Regions from separate parts of the Homo sapiens genome. Here region 1 is linked to region 2. The links are chromatin loops, found by intact Hi-C in ENCODE. Cell type or tissue: A673. All regions are shown on one strand. Each heading gives the region's core, and the rest is flanking DNA. Links, peaks and the distances in the headings are about the cores only.

Region 1 (4,404 bases), core at 278-4,277, 330 kb after region 2:
TTCTTATGCTGCTAATAAAGACATACCCAAGACTGGGTAGTTTATAAAGAAAAAGAAGTTTAATAGATTTACAGTTCCACATGGCTGTGTAGGCCTCAAAATCACGGCAGAAGGCAAAGAGGAGCAAAGTCACAACTTACATGGCGGCAGGCAAGAGAGCGTGTGCAGGAGAACTGCTCTTTATAAAACCATCAGATCTCATGAGACTTACTCACTATCATGAGAACTGCATGGGAAAAATCCGCCCCCGTGATTCAATTACCTCCCAGTTGACACATGGGGATTATGGGAGCTACAATTCAAGATGAGATTTGGGTGGGGACACAGCCAAACCATATCAAATAGAATAAGAAAAGAGCATCAGTCAAATTTTACTTACAAAAAATAAAAACTGGAATGGTGATTTTTTTAACCATAAGAATTACAGCTTACTTAAAATTAATACTTCACTGCAGCAAGACTGTGGTGAAATGAGCCATCCGAGGCAGCACCAGTGACAGTGCAGAAACTTGTAAGCTTTCTGAAAAGGAATTTGTCAACATGTATCAAAGACCTTCAAAATGTTTCTATGGCTATTGGCCCAATAATTCTACTTCTAGTTTAAATATGCCCATTACACTGTGCTCTCTATAATTATAATTTTTATAACAACCTAGATATAGAATAGAAAAATGGTAAAAACTTTATGCTACATCCATAAGATAGACTATCATGCAGTGATAAACATAAAACTTGGCAATAATTTTTTGATCATATAATTATGATTTAAAAATTAAGAGAGGCTAGACACAGAGGCTCATGACTGTAATCTTAGCACTTTGGGAGCTCAAGGAAGGAGGATCACTTGAGTGCAGGAGCTCAAGACCAGCCTGGGCACCATAGTGAGACCCCATTTCTACAAAAAATAAAAAAAAACAAACAAACAAGTAAAGAAGGCATAAACTTGTTATAATCAGTGTAACCTCTACTATGTAAAAATGTATATGCGTTAGTAAGCTATTGCTGCATAACGAACTAGTCCTCCCCCAAAACTTAATGATTCATCAAAAAACCATTTATTTCACGCATAATTCTGCAGGCAATTTAGGCTGTGCTCAGCTGGGCAGTTCTCCTCATCTAGGTTTATCTCAGCTGGGCTTGTTTGGGCATCTTTGATTTTAGCTGGCAGGGCAGTTCGGAGTGGGCTGCTCTAGAATGATCTCAGATGGGATGATTTATCTATTCTTCAAATGATCTATTCTTTAGCAGGCTAGCTTGGGGTTGTGCTCATAGTGTATCTGGGCTTCGAGAGAGCAGAAATGTGCAAGGCTCAGAATAGGCACACCATCACTTACTTATGCCACATTCTATTTTCAAAACCAAGTCATAAGAAGAACTAAAGGGGTGGGGGGAAGTGATTCTATCTCTCGATAGAGGGAGCTTCAAGGTCATATATCAAGTGGCAAGAATACAGGCAGGGATGGAAAATTGGGGGAATTTTTGTAATTAAGCAATCATAGGATGCATAGAGAAAAGTTTAGAAGATAATACACCAAAAATATTGGCATTGTATTCTGAATGGTAGAATTATTGATAATTTTTTGTTTTGTATACTTTTCTATTTTCACCTTTTCTATAAACAAGCAAGCTTTATTTTTATAAGCAGATAAAAATAAATATGTAAAAATGTCTACCCACTCTACATAAACAAGGTGATATAGACACATTAAAGTAATTGTGGGGTCACAGAAGGAGGTACTTGGCATAGTCTGGGGTGGATGACAGAGAAAGCTTCTCGAGGGGATGACATTTGGTCTGGGCATTCAAAGAAGCATGAGGAGGATTTGACTAAGCCAAGGAAGATGAGGGCATTCTAGGACAAACATACGTGTGGGAAACAACATATTGTTTAGTAAAATCAAAGAGCTAAAATAATGACAGGTAGAGATGACCCAGAGAGGAGCTGTGAGAAAATATAGAATGGGTCCAGGAGAGAAACCTGTGCAATTTGAGGGGAGAGAACTGAAAGGAAATGGGGAGGGCTGGGGGTTGTGCTGGGGAGAAGCTTATGTTTTACTGACTGAAAGTTAGCTATGAAAACCTAGCCCTTTAAACTCAGAGCTGGCTAATTTCCAAATGGGGTTCTCTTTTATGGTCTTAAACATATTGTTATGGTCATGTCAACACTGGTGCTAAAGATGGGAATTTGCTTATAGCTGAAATCAAAACTCCCAGAAAACTAGGGAGCAAAAGTAAAAGGTTGGCCATCTATTTTCTCAGCAGCATCAACTATCCCCCCTTCCCCTTTTGAAGCATAGAGAATCTGAGCAACTGCCTTGCTATGGAAGATTTTTAGAGCAAGATTAATCAGCACCTGCTGATTAAATTTTGGGCTATAAAATTGCAATATAGCTGTCACAGTTCTAGTGACTGTAGTCTGTGTTATGTGTTTTCCAATGAAGTGCTTAATTAAAATGAATGCCTAGATATTTAAATTCCTAGAACCAATCAATCAGCTGGTTGTTTATGACTTATCAAAGGGCCCCTTTTGTCCCTAGTGTGTTGTGGTGTATAATGTAGTTTGGCTTCTAAACCAGAAGTTAACCTATACTCCTGAGAATTGAGTTCACAACCTCATAAGCACCTAACTTTATCAAAGGAGATAAATGCAGCAAAACACTCTAACTGCTATGCTAATGGAGACATGAACAACAAAAGATAATGTGTGGAAATCCAATCACTGGCTTCAAAATGCCTTCTCTCTCAGTAGATTGTCAACTCTTTTCTATTTTTAAGAAGTCTCAGGTCGGGTGTGGTAGCTCATGCCTGTAATCCTAGCACTTTGGAAGGCCAAGGCAGGAGAATCACTTGAGCACAGGAGATTGAGGTTGAGCCTGCAGTGAGCTGTGATTGTGCCACTGCACTCCCACTTGGGTGAAAGAGCAAGGTTATAGATGAAAGATAAGGAAAGAAAGAAAGAAAAAAGAAAGAAAGAAAGAAAGAAAGAGAGAAAGAAAGAAAGAAAGAAAGAAAGAAAGAAAGAAAGAAAGAGAGAGAGAGAGAGAGAGAGAAAGAAAGAAAGAAAGAAAGAAAGAAAGAAAGAAAGAAAGAAAGAAAGAAAGAAAGAAAGAAAGAAAGAAAGAAAGGAAAGAAAGAAGAAAGGAAGGAAGGAAGGAAGAGAAAAGGAAGTCTCAGTAATTAAACATTTATGTTGCATGAAAAAGCAATTGACACCAGTGAAATTTTTTTTTTTACTTCCTTCTGCAACTTTTTTTTGGCTTTTTATCATGATGGGCAGAGAACTGAGAGAAATGGAATTTTTCTTTTAATGATAAATTAATTTTAATTGTCATTGCTAGATTTAGCAAATAAAAAATACAGGATTCCCAGTTAAATTTGAATTTCAGATAAATGATGAATAACTTTTTAGTATAAGCACGCCCTAAACTTATATTTGTTTATTTGCTGTATTTTATTTGCCAACCCTAATTTTAAGGCTTTGCTAAGATCACAAAGTCCTTCTTTACAGAGACACTATAGGACTACTAATACCCATGGGAGAACACAGACGTGAGGTAAGCCATCAGACCATGCTCAGTTATAGCAGAACAAAGGCAGAACTCCTGCTGTCTTGAGCCCCTTGTAGGTTCTCTTCCATGAGGACACCCCTGTATACTTTGGTTGGGCAAGTCATTTGATGAATTTCACAATCTTCCAAATGAGTCCATGGAATTTTAGGTAGCATACCCAGAGAGAAATAAACTTCTTTAGACCAAACTACAAATTAACTAATTTGAGAGCCAACATTTTGACTGCTGGCAGCTATCCAGTCCAAATGTACAATTGAGCATGGTGGTTCACACCTGTGATCCCCACACTTTGGGAGGCCAAAGTAGGAGTTTAAAAAAATCAGGACTTCATAAAAACACAAAAATATGAACTGCCAATGAAAATGTTCACTTTAAGGAATATAACTAACTTAGGAAGAACCCCCTATACATCAACTAGAGCAACGATAAAATAGAATTTGTACACTAATCTTCAATTCCTTCCTCATTAAAAAATTAGAAAAAAACATTTTTTTAGATTGGTTAAGACAAGAGAAAAATAATCTTGGTTGTAGAAACAGCCAGAGTTTTCTTCTTCCGTCTAGTCCTAATTTTGGAGATTCTGCCACATATTACATTCTGTTCTTGTCCCATACTTATCTCTCCGAGATGATGTTTCCATGTTTCAAGGTCTTTATTACTATGTAAAGATTTTTCTTAGTATCTATTTGCAACTGCTCCTTGTTTTTTTCTCAGCTTTAAGTCCTGAGTGTTTTCCAAGTATACTGCTAAGGAGGTTTGCTCCTTCCAATACACTCTGCCAAATGTGTGCTAATTACTTACCACATTAGGAATAGCTTATCTATTTGTCTGCTTG
Region 2 (4,404 bases), core at 134-4,133:
CCCCGACATTAAGTGAAGTTATCTAGAGCTATTTCATCATTGCTTCCTCTGTCCATGCTGCTCTACTACAGCTGTGTGGGAATGGGCTACAACGTGGTGCTTAAAAGACTTCAGCAGACCTTGCCAAGTATTCAGCTGTAGCTCTTGCCTTTGTCCTCCTATAACAAGATAATGCAAGATACACAACACAATGTCAAACACTGTAGTTATTCATTTAATAGTTATTACTGTCATGTATAAGCTATGCCAAATGTCAAATTTATGCTTCTGATTCTAGAACCATTCAGATGGTTTCTGAGAACTTGGGCATGACTACAGTTCACTGTTATTCTGATTGACCTATGCTATCTAAACCCAATTTAAGTCACCATTGCTCATTTCTGACACAGGTATAAAGGAATGAGGTGTTACTCCCTTTGAGTAAAGAGTACATGTTATGACTTTTCCGCTTTCACTGCTTCAGCATTAACCAGTGCCTTCATGAGTTCCCTGTTAGTTAAAAGAAATATAACTTTCCTTCAGATTTGTTTTTCTAATATGAATTCCCATCTTGTATTGCTAAATGTTTCAGACAATGGAAAAGCGTCTCAACTTCCTAATAGGTGTTTCTTTCTAGACCATATTATTCAGCACCTAAATGTAGCAATTCTTAGGATTTCAGAGATGTAAATGACAAATTTAAAACTTAGAGGAAAAAAAAAGAACTCAGAGCTCATAGATAATATTTCTCAGATGTTTGGTGGAACCAAACAGATGTATAAACTGACACATACTCCAGGGCATAGCATGTTCTTCAAATAGAAATCGAGGATTAGCAGTATTTCTTCATCTGCAAAATGGGATTAATAGTGTTTGCCACCTGTCATCTCACCAGGGTGTTGAGAGGAAAAATAAGTTCATTCAAGGAAAGTTCTCTGAGATATTTAGAAGGCAGCACATTAATGCAGACATCACTTTGTTTCATGGCAAAACAACTGAGATTCTGACTTCCCTGGAGGAGTAAGATCTTATTTCCAAAATGCATGCCTTTGAGAGAGAAAGTTTTAAGAAATAACATTCTATGAGCAATAATTCCATATCTGCCTAATCTAATGAGAGACAGGGAATGATAATTTACCCAGTAGGGAAATGTGCAATTGGAATACTTCTGGCAAATGTCTGGGTACATACATTCTTGTGCGCCCTTTCCTACCTCCAACTTCACCTCTTCCAGACTCCCCCTCCTTATGAAAAGATAAGGTTGAGTTTATTTTGTTATTACAGTTTTAAACATCAGAAATGGATATAAACTATAATTCTTGGTTTTAGACAAGAAGCAACACAGTCTTATCATATGTGAGTTAGAAGCATGCTCTGTGTTAGGAAACAGTTAGATGATATGGTTATATAAGCATGCTCTAGATTCAAATGTTCTGAGTTCAAATGTTGACTTTCAAGCACAGTTAGTTTATCTGACCTTGATTTCCTTGTATGTTAAATTATTACTTGCCTGTAACATTTAATGTGTCTGCCACATGTAATGATCACTCATTAAGTGTCCTGTTACATTTGCTGTCTTCTGAAAGGGCTCAGTAATAATCGTTGGCTCAATGGAGCACCTACTTTCATTCTCTGGAGCTGAAGTGGTTATAGGTCGATGGAAGAAGAAGTCTTACCTAATTATTCATTAAAATAAGTAAAAATAGGGGTTACCAATAGGCTATGAAATGGAAAGCTTGAGTTCCTAGGGTCTTTCTTTCACCAAACACTGAAGAGAGGTTAAATCATTTTAAGACTCTGCCTCCTCTTGACAAATAATAGGCAAAATCACCACCCTTCTCCATGAGCTAAGTAACATTGGTAAAGAGAAACAACATCAGAGAACGTACGTTGATTAGAGGAAGAGCATATAACCCCCTAACATAAGCATGAAACAGTTTTAAATATTAAAGCTCCAGCTCTTATTACCCTAATTTCCAAAGACAGGCAGTTAGTGTCAGTAGGATTATTTTTACTAACAGAAAGAAAACAAAGAGGGAAGAGCTTTTGATTAATATGTGAGTCCTCTGGGAAGTTGTTATCATAGAAGAATTTCTTTTCTCCACATGCACATGGGAGGTTCTACAAAATCCTTCTCATTACAACAGCAGTTTCCCATCCTAAAGAGAGCTGTGAAGAGCTGTACAACAGAAATGCAAAACAGAAGTGAAGAATGCATGATCCATGAAAATGTTGTTGATGAATTCTATGTAGTCAGGGCAGATGGCCTATAAGAACAGAACTTGGAGCAATTGCAGAGATTGAATATTTATCATACTTAGCATCTCTGAAATAGAAAGTGGTTTGTCTAATATTGACAACTAGGTGACGCTAACAACCAAGGTAATAAAAGAAGAAAATTAAGATTACAACCTGTGCAGAGACATGCACCAATACATCCTTGGCTGAATACTTAGCTAAAACATAGTGTGAAGATCTTGGATATTTAACAATAGAACATCAGGACATTTGTATCTGTGTAATATTTTTGAATGGTTATGTATTTCATAATGTTTTTGTTTCATATAGGACACATTGTACACACACGTGGGTATATGAATGTATGTGTTAGTAGTTGTCATTAAAAAGTTTTAATTCAGACATAATTAAAGAGAGGAAACCAAGTTGGTTGGACTGATTATGAGCACTATTGAAAAGCTAACTGAAAACAACAGGTAATGTTACCCATTGTAGGATGGTATCTGAATAGGAATTAATTCCTATGGAAGCATTAACTAATTGCAACAAATTGTTCTTGGTATATGTAAAAGTGGATTAATAAGTTAATAAAGGTAAGATTTTGCTAAATATAAAGAACTTTCTGTTTAATTTGTATCACAGTGGGGGAACCTGTCTTAAGAAATGATGTGTTCTTTCTCATGTAGAGATGTTTAAGTAGACATAGTATGGTAATTCGTCAGAGAAGATGCTGAAGGGGTCATGCACAGGGAAAAATATTATTTCAATCATTAAGAAATATGTATTTGGTGCTAACTATGAGAATGATATGTAGATTTCATGTTGCATGCGAACTCTAACCAACTTGCAGAAGCTTCCTGAGGCAACGTTGAGAGGCTAGCATGAACTCTATAGAAAAGACTGCTATAGCAGATTAGAAATAAATATCATAGAATCAGGAGTAAGGAGAAATAGATTACATTCTAAATTGTTGTATTTCTGACCTACCTGTTTCCAATCACTGTTAGATACTGGAAATACAATAGTAAATAGTGGAGGAATAGGCCCTGAAACATATAGGAAAATAAACATACCTCTGAGAATTTCTAATAATCAGATATTTCTAGGATTGCATTTGAAAGCTTTTATGTCCATAACCTCCAGTGAAGCTTGTAGTATAGGGCTAATTTGAAATAAATTTTCAAGTATGAAATAAATGAGCAAGAATGTTCGCTACAAATACAGAAAATTTCTGTGGGGTCATCAGGAGCTTTGCAATGCCATTTACTTCCTGAATGTCTGTGAATACCTTGTTGGCTAAGTCCCAACAGACAACGAGAACCCAGTGAGGAGGCCCTTAGGTCCTGGAATAGCTTTCTCTTTCCCATGATCAGTGGGTCAGCAACAGCCATCTCAGTTTTTCTGAAAAATTTTTGACAACAAGTCAAATGCATGAGATAAGAAGTAATGGTAACAAGTATCTGGGAGAAACGATCCTTCATTAACTTAAACACAGGGTTGGTGATAAAATGTCAGTTGAATACACAAGTCTTGATTAGAGAGCTCAAGCTGCCTGGCATGAAAATAACCCAGGACACCTACAAAGAAGTAACTGCCCTGGGAAGAGATGCACAGCCAGGTTTGCCCATGGAATGGATTCCCCAGAGGAAAATTATTAAGGCAAGAGATGTCAAAAAGGTAGCAGATCAAGTAAACCCTTGAGAGAGTTGGGAAATAAGTTGTCCAAAGCATTGACCGATGCCCTGGACTGTTAATGAGAGGCTGGAAAAACTTTCTGGCTATCTCCTTACCTGACTTTCCAGCAAAATGGAAAAAGTGGCAGAGAAGTTATTTCATATAAAGTGAGGCTTCCTCACATGTAGTTCTCCCAGTAAAAACTAAGAGGTACTCTCAAACCACCTGGGAAAGTGATATACTAAAGGTCTGGGAAGTCCTACAGGGAATCACAATAATGTGGGCAATTACTCAACACTTATTGATTGGATCCACTATAAACAACACTAGGTCAGGCATTAAAGTCAATTCCAAAAATATTTAAAAATATAATCCCTGTCTTCTATGAAATTCTAGATGAAAATATGAAATCTAGTTGAAAAGATAAAACCATCACTCAGTAATAGTTTAATGAGTGTAAGATATATTTTGATAAGGGCCAAATTTGTAAGGAAAAAATTAAAATGGGCCCTA

What was found. A loop is a pair of places that touch in the nucleus more often than their neighbours do. Peaks named below come from ENCODE experiments on the same cell type or tissue, not always from the same donor. Only the 100,000 strongest peaks of a DNase experiment are listed, where the experiment ranks them.
Region 1: it touches region 2 in a loop (2.4-fold over the local background); 1 of 110 quality-filtered maps calls a loop at or near these places.

Annotation. Positions count from the first base shown.
Region 1 is chr1:163,372,781-163,377,184 of GRCh38, reverse strand. No RefSeq gene overlaps it. Among named protein-coding and RNA genes, the nearest start is that of NUF2, 53 kb to the right of the region's middle. In A673, for the core only: no CTCF peak of the experiment used is centred there; no DNase peak of the experiment used is centred there.
Region 2 is chr1:163,699,918-163,704,321 of GRCh38, reverse strand. No RefSeq gene overlaps it. Among named protein-coding and RNA genes, the nearest start is that of NUF2, 380 kb to the right of the region's middle. In A673, for the core only: a CTCF peak has its summit at 2,348; no DNase peak of the experiment used is centred there; H3K27ac peaks cover 383 bases.